Linked DNA regions of Homo sapiens: regions 2 and 3 are each linked to region 1. The links are chromatin contacts, found by Hi-C or POLR2A ChIA-PET in ENCODE. All regions are on one chromosome and are shown on one strand. The core of a region is the stretch at or near the end of the contact, and the rest is flanking DNA. Distances in the headings are between cores, read along the strand shown.

What was found. Hi-C counts contacts between places; a loop is a spot of excess contacts on that map. ChIA-PET counts read pairs that join two places held with the same protein, here RNA polymerase II (POLR2A). Pooled maps may share reads with other maps.
Region 2: a map of B cell shows a loop between it and region 1 (22-fold over the local background). The contact joins the promoter of CT70 here to the promoter of FSD1L in region 1. A Hi-C loop is called at or near these places in 2 of 168 maps with a recorded cell type or tissue (B cell and gastrocnemius medialis), 2 of 37 single-sample maps with no recorded cell type and 11 of 50 pooled maps. POLR2A ChIA-PET finds 5 or more read pairs at or near these places in 7 of 52 experiments (A549, AG04449, B cell and 4 more).
Region 3: a loop to region 1 is called in a pooled map, with 2.5 times the contacts of the local background. The contact joins the enhancer-like site here to the promoter of FSD1L in region 1. A Hi-C loop is called at or near these places in 1 of 37 single-sample maps with no recorded cell type and 1 of 50 pooled maps. POLR2A ChIA-PET finds 5 or more read pairs at or near these places in 4 of 52 experiments (OCI-LY7, RWPE1, T-cell and 1 more).

What each region holds. Positions count from the first base shown.
Region 1 is chr9:105,446,406-105,450,346 of GRCh38, forward strand. FSD1L (fibronectin type III and SPRY domain containing 1 like) reads left to right here and starts at 1,629. Exons shown (of 14, transcript NM_001145313.3): 1 at 1,629-1,830. The coding sequence starts at 1,816. RefSeq lists a silencer at 1,510-2,119.
Region 2 is chr9:104,989,934-104,993,874 of GRCh38, forward strand. CT70 (cancer/testis associated transcript 70) reads right to left here and starts at 1,862. Exons shown (of 4, transcript NR_184160.1): 1 at 1,753-1,862; 2 at 884-1,370. RefSeq lists enhancers at 1,012-2,211, 3,727-3,941 and a silencer at 1,146-1,415.
Region 3 is chr9:105,185,790-105,189,730 of GRCh38, forward strand. No RefSeq gene overlaps it. Among named protein-coding and RNA genes, the nearest start is that of SLC44A1, 57 kb to the right of the region's middle. Within about 2 kb of position 2,147, at least 2 of the 41 ENCODE cell types and tissues checked have a DNase peak (open chromatin) inside an H3K27ac peak, as active enhancers do.

The sequences.
Region 1 (3,941 bases), core at 379-2,878:
CCAGGCTGGAGTGCAGTGGTGTGATCTAGGCTCACTGCAACCTCTGCCTCCAGGACTCAAGTGATCCTCCCGCTTCAGCCTCCTGATTGGCTCTGGCTACAGGCTTGCAGCACCACGTCTGGCTAATTTTTTTTTTTTTAATTTCTGTAGAGATGGGGTTTTGCCATGTTGCCCAGGCTGGTCTCGAACTCCTGGACTCAAGTGATCCACTCATTGGGCCTCCCAAAGTGTTGGGATTACAGGTGTGAGCCACCATGCCTGGCCTAAGTTTTAATTTTAGCACCTATAACCGTCTAGCACGTTAACTTTTTTTTTTTTTTTGGTTGGTCTTCTATACTAGATTGTAAGCTCTGTGAGAGAAACAGGGCCTTGCCCACTACTGAATTTTGTTTGTAGAACTGGTACAGAATAGGTACTCAATATGTATTTCCCTTTTATTCATTCATCATAAATGACTGTCTAATTGAACTTTTGTGAGCCTCTCCAGAGTCATCCAAATGGAAGATGAGGCCTGTCTGCTTGAGGAAGAACTTTCTCAAGCCTACTAAATTCCAAGCTTTCTAAAATCTTCATTGATGCCTCAGGCCACACCGAGCAGGTTCTAACTCCCCACTAAGAATGACTATAATGGGCCTGGCACATGCCCTGTAACCCACACCTGTAATCCTAGCAATTTGGGAGGCTGAGGTGGGCGGACTGCCTGAGCTTAGGAGTTCGAGACCATCCTAAGCAACATGGCTAGAACCAGTCTCCGCTAAAAGTACAAAAAATTAGCCAGGTGTGGTGGGGGCGCCTGTAATCCCAGCTACTCATGAGGCTGAGGCACGAGAATTCCTGGAACCCGGGAGGCAGAGGTTGCAGTGAGCCAAGATGGCACCACTGCACTCCAGCCTCGGTGACAGACCGAGACTCCATCTCCAAAAAAAAAAAAAAAAAAAAAAAAAGAGAATGACTATAATTTATTCACTACTAATTATGTACCATACGTTATTTAATCCTCACAATCCTCTGCAAAGTCCGCATTATTTCTCTCATTTTACAGATGAAACAAGCTCAGGCAGACTGACTTGCTCAAAATCATACAGGTAGCGAGGTGCCGGGGAGGATGGGTGGGTCCCCGGGAAAAACTGTGCCAGGCCCCAAAGCTCATATTAATCCCACACCCACGTTTCCGCCACTCTCATCCCTATATCCCTCCTCCCACGTTTCCACCACATCCCCTAAAGGTCTTTTCCCACGTTTTCGCTACATCCCCACCCCAGCCCTTTTCCTCCCTTTGGACCGCTGGGTCCGCTCAAGCCTGGCTGCCCCTCGAAGGATAGTGTGGGGAGGGGCTTCAGATGCGTGCTGGGTGGAGGGTGGGCTAATCCGTCTCCAGCACCAGATACTCTTTCCTTCCCGGGCCCTCCGCACCGGCCGGCTGCTGGATGCCCAGTGGCCTATTTCAGGGCCGGAGAGACCGCTATCGCTGGAGGAAAAAGGATGGGGGAAGGGAGTGCAGCCTGCAGAGGCACTAGCGGTAGACAGACGGGCGGCGCTCCCCACCCTCCACGGCTACTTCCCGGGAGCAGTCAGCCGCTGCGCGCAGGCGCGGTGCGCTCCTCAGCCCCTCCCTTCTGCGGGCCGCCCTTTCACCCTGGCAACCGCGGCGTGACTACGGCGCGCGCGGTCTGGGCGCGGACGGGTGGGGCCGGGCGGTGCCGGTGCGGGCTGGGGCAGTGCAGTGAGTAGCGGTCTTGGGGTGTGCGATCTCGCTGAGCCTCCTCACACGGTTCGTCGTCTCGGGTTCGAGCCCAGTGGGCTTAGCCACTCGCCATGGACTCCCAGAAAGTAAGCGGGGGAGGGGAGCCCGGGGCTACCGAGACAAGCCGGGCCGGCACAGGGTGGGCGGGGCGCCTGGGCCCGTGGGCTGTGGGTGCGCGGGGTGGGCCTGGCCGGGCGTCCGGGCTGCTGCTGCGGAGGGCAAGGCCGCCCGGCCGCTCTCTGGGCGGGAGCTAAGAGGCGCCCACACGGATGCGGGGACCGCGCCCGGTGACTCGGGCTGGCCTCTGCTCTGCGCGCTGTCCGGGGCCCTGACTCTGGAGGAGAAACGGAGCCATCCCCCTTTTAAAATCAGCCACTCTGCAGCGCTTTAGGCCGGTTTTCATGCCTGCAGACTGCGAGCGTGCTGGTGGGGGTGTATCCCTCCTCAGCAGGTGAGGAAACCGAGGCACAGCCTTTTTGGTGTCTCCCTGCTGACGCCGAAAGCTGGGGCTTTCTCCTCGACCAAGTCTCGTCTCAGCACCACGCTCTTTAGGTCAGGGACCGAATCTCCTTTGTACCGCCCACCGCTCCCCTTCCCATGACTTTTCCTAAGTAGATCTTAGTGTTTAGTGTTCGTTGAATGGAGGGAAAAGACTTCAATTGTTAGGGCAGCCTTCCCACTCTCTGACCAGTTGGTGTTGCTGGGCACAGTTACTTAGGGGTCGTTGTGGAATGTTTTATACTTTCCGAACAGTTGAGGAAAGGTTATATAATCGTAAAGGTTCAATTCAGAAGTATTTGGAGAACAAAGCCAATGTCTTGAATACAGTTAGAAGTGAATTATTCAGTCATAATCTCCATATGAAAATAACCACCCTGTTCTCTTTGTTAGACTATAACGTAATTGAAATATAGTACAGGGTAGGAAAGAAAAAACAAGGAGTATTAATAATGTAGCAGGGAAAACAAAGACATATCTAAGAGACTATTCTTTTCTATTATTAGAAAGCACGGGAAAGACTTAGAACAACGTTTTCTACAATTTTGTCTACATTCACCTTCTTGAGGATCACTTCACTGAGGGCATGAGAGAATAATGATGTGTTGAGCATTGACTATTACAGTATTTAACAAATATGCATATGATTTCATTGTATGTGTTGGTCTTGAAACTCACCTTGGAATGCATGACTATTCTTAAGGCATTTTTTAAAAATTAGATTTTGTGTATTTTGAGTATGTATAGGTTTAAAATATTGTCTCTGCCTAAATTTGTAAAACATCTCTCAGCTTATTAGATAAAAGAAATGATATTTGAATGGACATTAGCAGAGGTCAAGTGAAGGAGCAAAGTCCGGAGACATGGGTTCCAGGATGCTATTTACTAGCTCTGTGATAAGGAGCAAGTCACTTAACTGTGATTAATCTGTTTCCTCATCTATGCAGTAGAAGTAAGAGTATTTTATAGTGTCATAGTAAAAATCTGATAAAATAGTTTGTTCTGAAAACACAGCATTTTAAAGTTTACAAAGTATGACCACTAAAATACTGTGTCCCATAAAATACAAAAAAATGTGTTTTAATATTGATCATCATACTTTATCAGGGATGCATTATTCCTTACTTTAATGAGTTGTGACTCCTGGAAGGTCATGCTACTAGCCCTAAGGCTAAGATTTGAACCTATTTGTTCTCATTTCGAATGATGTGTTAGGGTACCTACAGGTTACCACGTGCAGTTTCCTGAGAGGTAGCAAAGAATTAGCTTCTCTTTCTTAGTAGTAGTAGTAATGTATCTTATTTGTGATATCTTTGAGAATCAACTTCTCAATATTAGAAAATATGTTGAATTTCATTGGTGGTACCAAATCTTTCTAATGAAAAAACAAACACCCTTTGGTTTATAGCTGTAAAAAGAATGTCCGGGATTAATGTGTATAACCAGTTCAGTGCTCTGAACCTGAGCTTCCTTTTCTCGTATGAATTCCTGCAGAATCACAAGCCTCAAATAGTAATGATCTAAGCTGGATATTGTTCTCTTTAAATAAGACAGTAGTACACCCCAGACATGATTTTTAGATACTATTTTCTGTTATGGAATGTACATTGAAAATAGTAGTAGGGGTAGTACCTCAGTCAGTAGAGTATAAGAAAAATAGGTACTGCAAAGTGTGAGGAAGGCCTGAATATATACCTGA
Region 2 (3,941 bases), core at 612-3,111, 460 kb before region 1:
CCATTGTCCTTGTAATGATGTTGGTAGTTTTTTTAAAAACTAATTACAGGTCTTTGTACTAATCTCTATTAAAATGTATACACTTATTTACGATTTATCAGATTAACATTGCTGCTCTATGTTCAGCCTTTGTATTTTTTTCTCATGTGATACATTTATCTGTGAGTTTTTAAAAACTCTATTCATATTAAAATGACAGCATAGGACCCCTATCCCTGCTAGTCACAAATTTTATTTTATTCATTAACAATAAATCCACAACAATTGGCTACATTATATACTGTTCTGGGGGCAATGACAGAGTCAAAGAAATAAAATTTGGGGTGTGTGCCCTCGAGTCTGTTAGTCCTCTGGGGAAATGACCTACATTCTTAACCTTAAATGTTAGTATCTTTTTTTTTTTTTTTTTTTCAGAAGGAGTCTCCCTCTGTTGCCCAGGCTGGGGTGCAGTGGCGTGATCTCAGCTCACTGCAACCTCCGCCTCCTGGATTCAAGCGATTCTTCTGCCTTAGCCTCCTGAGTAGCTGGGATTACAGGCATGTACCGCCACGCCCGGCTAATTTTTGTATTTTTAGTAGAGACGGGGTTTCACCATGTTGGCCAGACTGGTCTCTAACTCCTACCCTCAGGTGATCTGCCCGCCTCGGCCCCCCAAAGTGTTAGGACTACAGGCCTGAGCCACCACGCCCTGCCCAAATGTTAGTATCTTGAAATAGTTATGCGTCATGCCAAAGAAATCTAGAAGACCTGAAACTCTTCAATCACAGAACAAACTTGTAACTTCGATGGCAGTTATCCTTAACAAGATTCCCTGCGGGCCCTCTCTGAAACGGAGGAGATGTGACATTATAGAACTGCAAAATCTTAGGATTCATCACCTAACTTTAATGCTGAAGCGTTTGGAGATCATTCGGACTAACCCTCATGTTTTACAGTTGAAGATAATGATACTGGAGAAGGACTCATCCCAAATCACCCGTCGGTGGCAGAGCCTGGACAAACCTATGTCTCCTCCCTTCACTCGTTTGGGGTTGTTGCTGGACTGCAGGGACTCGAAGTAAGTAGAGAGGGGTACAGGGCACTGGAAGAAGAGGTATTTTGCAGGAGTCTGTTTTTTCCTGCTCCCAAATCGGTGGGATGTCAGCGAAGGATGGGTCTCTGGAGGAGAGGAGCTAACAAGGTCTTCTGAAAACCATCACTGAGGGTGCTGTGGTTGGGAACTCGAAACCTTGCCAGTTAAAAACGTTTCTGCGAATGTGGTTTCTGAGGGCGAGGAAGCCCTCCCCCGCCCCAGCGCCGGCCCCGCCCGCCGGGTGCCCGACAGTAACCCCGAGGCGTGCGGCAGCCCCAGCTGTCTTCAACGTAGCCATCTGGAAGACAAAAACCAGAAAATGTGCGCCTTCTCATTTGAAACCTGGTCTTTAAGTCCGGCCCCTCCCCAGCAAGAATGGGAACATTTAGTTTGCACCCACGTGGCTCTTCCGCGGGCTCATGCTCCACTCGGAAGCCCGGAGCTCTGTCCGGAATAGGCCAGACAGAGCTCCCTTCCCATCTGCCTTTTGCAGGAAGAAGGGATGTGGGGCAATCGGCACAGCTGAATAGGGGCCAGCTGTGGGAAAAGGGAGAGCGTGACAACAGATGGGGGGAGGAAGGAACGAGGAGTAATGGGGCGTCAGGGCCAGGGTGGCAGCTCAGAGGGCCCAATGTCGCCCCGCCAGACCCAGAATTAGGGCACGTCTGCAAAGCTCACACCCTCCATTTGAGAGCCGAACCGAAACCATCACAAGATGAAACCTCCGGACTCCCAGCCGCGGCGGGCGGCGGGCAGCGGGCGGCGCGCAAGCGCGCGGGGCCCCGAGTCTGACCTCGAGTTACCCCGCGCGGCGAGTCGCAGCGAAGTAGGTGAAAGGTAACTAGCAGACGCTGCTCTGGGCGAAGGCTGCGGCGCGCGTGCGCGGGGCTGGGCCTTGGGTTCCGTTCTCCCCCAAGTTTCTCCAAGTCTGCACTTCGCCAAACTATGGGTGTGTCCTGGGCCAGTGCATGAAGCGATGGAGTGGGGACATCGAGCCGATTTGGAAAATTCCTGCCACCCACTCTCTGTGGAGAAACGAGGTCTAGACGCGGTGCAGGGGAGAGAACCACTTACTGAACGCCATGTGTGTGCGCGGCGGGCGTGGTGCTGGGCGCCCTTCTTTTGATTCTCACAACCCTTTGAAAGACCTCAAAATGACCCCTCATGGAAGAGGAAACTGAGGCCCTGTGAGTTCATTTAATTGGCCCACGGTCATCCAATCAGTTAAGGGCAATTTCCATGAAGGGTCCGTGCTTCAAAGTGGGTTTTTGGCCCTAAAACACACAAACGACACCTGTAGCACATTTGGCAAGGCACTCTCATAGGCATTACTCATTCCATCCTTATCAGAAACCTATGAGGTAGTAGGTGCTGTGACTATTTTCTTTTTGCAGATGGGGAAACTGAGACTCAAGGAAGTTGTTCTGGAATCCCACAGAGAATATCAGAGCTGAAATTTTCTGTCCTATTTTAGAGAGATAAAAAGCTGAAAGCTCAAAGTCACGTTCTCCCATCGCCAATCTGAAGACCTATGAGAGCTTCATGCTCTATGGGGTGAGTGGCCCAGGCCATGCTAAAGACAAAGAAGTTCTCATTATTGGAGGTCTCCTTTGAGGGTTTCCATTACAAAATTACAAAGTGATCAACCCTTCTAGAAGACAGTTGGGTTGTTCACTTATTAAGGGCAGGGACAGAGTGCACTGCTCACAGTTGCTGAATTTGGTGTTCGTTCGGTGAGCTTATAGCTGAATGAACTCATTTTCAATCCCAGATTATTCAAGGGGGAAGCTGCCTTTGTGTCAGGCAATGGGTGAAGTAGCTTGTTTGTGACTTTTCCCAGAGGAGGGTTCTTGCATTCACGCAGCAAACATACTTATCATGCACTCTGCGGTGTTTATATAGCTGGGAAACAGATGGGAACTTCAAAGGACAGGAATGCTTTGCTTCTCTTGAAAATTCTGCTCTGAGTATTTGTCTTAGTCTTCTCGTGCTGGGTACTTAAACAACAGACATTTATTTCTCATAATTCTGGATGCTGGAAGAACAAAATCAAGGTGCAGGCTGATTTGATTCCTGTTGAGGCCCCACTTTCTGGCTTGCAAACAGCCATCTTATCACTGTACGCTCTTAGAGACTTCTCTCTAGAGTCTCTTCTTATAAGGCATGAATCCCATCGTGGGGTCTCCACCCTTATGACCTCATCTAAACCAAATTACCTCCCAAAGGACCCACCTCCTAATCATCATACTGGAGGTTAGGCATTCAACCTATGAACTGGGTGGAAGGGAGCACAAAAATTCACTCATAACAATCCTAGATGTCTGGATGTTTGCCCATCTCCATGCATGGTAGAAGCCATGTAATCCCCCTACCCTGTCAGGGTTTCCTGTGACACAAGAAGTAGATCACCCAGGGAGGGGCACCGGAACGCAGTCATAACTCCTCCCACCCCACCAACCCCTTGGTGCCTCAGCTGCTCTTCAGAATCACAAAGGCCAGAAAACAGAAGCAGCTCTCCTCCTCTCCTAGGAGGCTTTGGAAACAGAGGGAGATGCAAATGGAAATTCCCCAAAAGGGAAATGCAAGGGAAGCAGAAAAAGCTGCAGCAAAGTGGGTCTGCCCCCGCTACCCTCATTTCTTTCCAAGAATCCCCTCCCTTGAGTGTGCCGTCAGAGAATTGGAATGTCACTGCCCTGTCCCCCAAGACTGTGTTGCTGCTCAGGCTGATAAAGACAAAGGCTGCAATTGGGCTCGCTTTGCCCGAATGTAACCCTGCCTTGAAGCCTTCCTGAGGTGACCAGGGGAGATCATGTGCTGCCTGATGCTGTCAAGATGCCTGTGTGAGCTGCCTGCCTGCTGGTGTTGGCAG
Region 3 (3,941 bases), core at 897-3,396, 260 kb before region 1:
TTTCTGTTGTGATGTTACACTGTTAATTTGAGTTGTTTCTAACTTTTTGACATGCGCTTTTAGTGCTATGACTTTCCCTCTTAACACTGCCTTAGTTGTGTCCCAGAGATTCTGGTATGTTGTATCTTTGTTCCCATTAGTTTCAAAGAACTTCTTGATTTCTGCCTTAATTTAATTAACTACCCAAAAGTCATTCAGGAGCACGTTATTTTAATTTCCATGTAATTGCATGATTTTGAATTATTTTCTTAGTCTTGACTTCTATTTTTATTGTGCTGTGGTCCAAAAGTGTGTTTGGTATGATTTCATTTCTTTAATATTTGCTGAGGATAGTTTTATGTCCAATTATGTGGTCAAATTTAGAGTATTTGCCATGTGGCATTGAGAAGAATGTATATTCTGCTGTTTTGGGGTGGAGAGTTCTGTAGAGGTCTATCAGATACAGCTGGTTCAATGTTGAATTCAGGTCCTTGAATGTCTTTGTTAATTTTCTGACTTGATTATCTGTCTAATGCTGTCAGTAAAGTGTTGAATTCTCCCATTATTATTGTGTGGAAGTCTATGTCTTTTTGTAGGTCTCTAAGAACTTGCTTTATGAATCTGGGTATGGCTGTGTTGAGTGCATGTATATTTAGGATAGATAGGTCTTCTTGCTGAAATGAATCCTTTACCATTATGTAATACCCTTCTTTGTCTTTTTCGATCTTTGTTGGCTTAAAGTCTGTTTTGTCTGAAATTAGGATTGCAAACCCTGCCTTTTTCTGTTTTCTGTTTGCTTGGTATATTTTCCTCCATCCCTTTATTTTGAGCCTATAGGTGTCATTACATGTAAGACAGGTCTCTTGAAAACAGTGTACCATTGGGTCTTGCTTCTTTATCCAGCTTGCCATTCTGTGCCTTTTAAGTGGGACATTTAGCCTGTTTAAATTCAAGGTGAGTATTGATATCTGTGGCTCTGGTTCTGTCATTGTATTGTTAGCTGGTTATTAGGCTGGCTTGTTTGTGTGGTTACTTTCTAGTGTCATTGGTCTGTGTGTTTTGTTTTGTTTTGTTTTGTTGAGGCAGAGTTTCGCTCTTGTTGCCCTGGCTGGAGTGCAATGGCGCGATCTCGGCTCACTGCAACCTCCGCCTCCTGGGTTCAAGGATTCTCCTGCCTCAGCCTCCTGAGTAGCTGGGACTACAGGCATGCACCACCACGCCTGGTTAATTTTGTATTTTCAGTAGAGGCAGGTTTTCTCCATGTTGGTCGGGCTGGTCTCGAACTCCCGACCTCAGGTGATTTGCCTGCCTCAGCCTCCCAAAGTGCTGGGATTACAGGGATGGACCACTGTGCCTGGCCTTGGTCTGTATGTTTAAGTGTGATGTTTTATTAGTTTGTAGTGGTCTTTCTTTTCTATATTTACTGCTCCTTTCAAGATCTCTTGTGAGGCAGGCCTGGTGATAATGAACTCCCTCAACATCTGCTTATCTAAAAAGTAGCTTATTTCTCTTTCCCTTAGGAAGTTTAGTTTGGCTGAATATGAAATTCTTGGTTGAAGATTTTTTTTTTGAGACAGAGTTTTGCTTTTGTTGCCTGGGCTGGTGTGCAATGGACACGATCTCAGCTCACTGCAACCTCCACCTCCCGGGTTTAAGTGATTCTCCTGCCTCAGCCTCCCGAGTAGCTGAGATTACAGGCATGTGCCACCAGGCCGAGCTAATTTTTGTATCTTTAGTAGAGATGGGGGTTTCACCATGTTGGCCAGGCTAGTCTCAAACTCCTGACCTCAGGTGATCCATCCACCTCGGCCTCCCAAAGTGCTGGGATTACAGGTGTGAGCCAGCGTGTCTGGCCCAAGATTTTTTTGTTTAAGAAGTTGAATATAGGCCCCATTTTCTACTGGCTTGAAGGGTTTCAGCTGAGAGGTTCACTGTTAGCGTGATGGGGTTCCCTTTATAGATGACCTGTTCTTTTACTTTAGCTGCCTTTAATATTCTTTTTTTCATTTTGACCTTGGAAAAATCTGGCAATTATATGTCTTGGGGATGGTCTTCTTGGGTGGAATCTTGCAGGAGTTCTCTGAATTTCCTGAATTTGACTGTCGGCCTCTCTAGCAATGTTAGAGAAGTTTTCTTGGCCAACAACCTGAAATATGTTTTCCAAGTTGTTTGCTTTCTCCCCCTCCCCTATGAATCATGCCAGTGATTCATAGATTTGACCTCTTTGCATAACTCCATACTTCTAGGAGGTTTTGTTCATTCCTTTTTATTCCTTTTTTTTTTTTTTGTCTGATTGTCTTCTTTCAGAGAGCCAGTCTTCAAGTTCTGAGAGCCTGCTGTTGATTTATTCTGCTGTTAATAGTTGTGATTGCATTGTGAAATTCTTGTATTGTGTTATTGAACTCTGTCTGGTCTGTTAGGTTCTTTTTTTTTTTTGAGACGGAGTCGCCCAGGCTGGAGTGCAGCGGCACAATCTCGGCTCACTGCAAGCTCCGCCTCCCGGGTTCACGCCATTCTCGTGCCTCAGCCTCCCGAGTAGCTGCAACTACAGGTGCCCGCCACCGCGCCTGGCTAATTTTTTTGTATTTTTAGTAGAGATGGGGTTTCACCATGTTAGCCAGGATGGTCTCGATCTCCTGACCTCGCAATCCACCTGCGTCGGCCTCCCAAAGTGCTGGGATTACAGGCATGAGCCACCGCACCCAGCCTAGGTTCTTTTTTATACCAGCTATTTTGTCCTTCAGCTCCTGTATTGTTTTATTTTGGTTCTTTGTTTCATTGAATTGGGTTTTTGCATCCTCCTGCATCTCAATGACTTTGTTCCTATCCATATTCTGAATTTTATTTCTGTTATTCTTGCCAGTTCAACCTGGTTAAGAACTCTTGTTGGAGAACTGGTACAGTTGTTTGAAGGACATGTGACACCGAGTACTTGCATTGGTTCTTTCTCATCTCATCATGTGGATTTTCCTTTAACTGCAGTGTAGATTGAGTACAGTCAGTAGACTTCTTTTCTGGATGTTTTCACTGGGCCATAGCTTTGTGCAGGGTCTTTACTTGAAGCTGGCTTTTTGTCTCTGGTTTCAGAGGAGGGTATGTTAGTGAGGTGTTTTTTGTGTTGAAAGCTTTGAGGTGTAATCCAGCAGGTGGCACTTAAGACTTATTGGTCAGTTGGTAGACTCTTGCTAAGTTGTATGGCCCCTAAGTTTCCTCACAGTTGCAGCCATGTTCCCTCTCAGTGTTCTGAAAGTGGCTCTGAAACTGTGGGTTCTTCTCCCCCTTGAGTGCTGGCTGCAGATTATGGCTTGACACTGCTGGACTGCCCACTGCAGCTCTGGGATTATCTCCTTCCCCAACTTGGAGGTAGGAGACGAAGCGACCTTAGTAATGGTTGTGGTCAAGGGTCTTTTGCTTGTCTACTGGGGGCTCCACCCCAGAGTGATGCAGGTCAGCAATCGCTCAATGCAATCACTCCAGGATGGAGAGTCTATGCTGTGGGACAGGGGTTCCCTGTCTAGTGATGAGCAGATCGGTGGGGGAGGGGTTCCTGTGGGACACCGATTGACCTCCTCTCCTTGGGTTAACTGCAGCTTGCTGGAGGTGTGGATAAGGCACTTAGAGTCTTTGCTCCTATGTTAGTCTGAGGGTAGTAAGGGCAGTTCCATTGCACAGGTGGTGGCAGAGAGCTTTCAGTTGCCCCTGAGGGTTCTGTCCAGGGAGTTGCAGAGCTTCCATTGACTCGATAGCTCTGGTGGCAGGGTGGCTGGAGACCCAGGCCTGGAGGACCTTCCCAGTAAGGAAGTATGGGAACGGACACCCATATAAGTATGGCAACTTTTCCGTAGGGCTGCTGCAGTATGCTGAGGGCCTGCTCCATTCCCTAGTCACCTTGGATTTTCTAGAACCTGAAGGTATCAACAGTGAAGGCTATAAAACAGCAAAGACAGCAGCCTTTCTCTCCC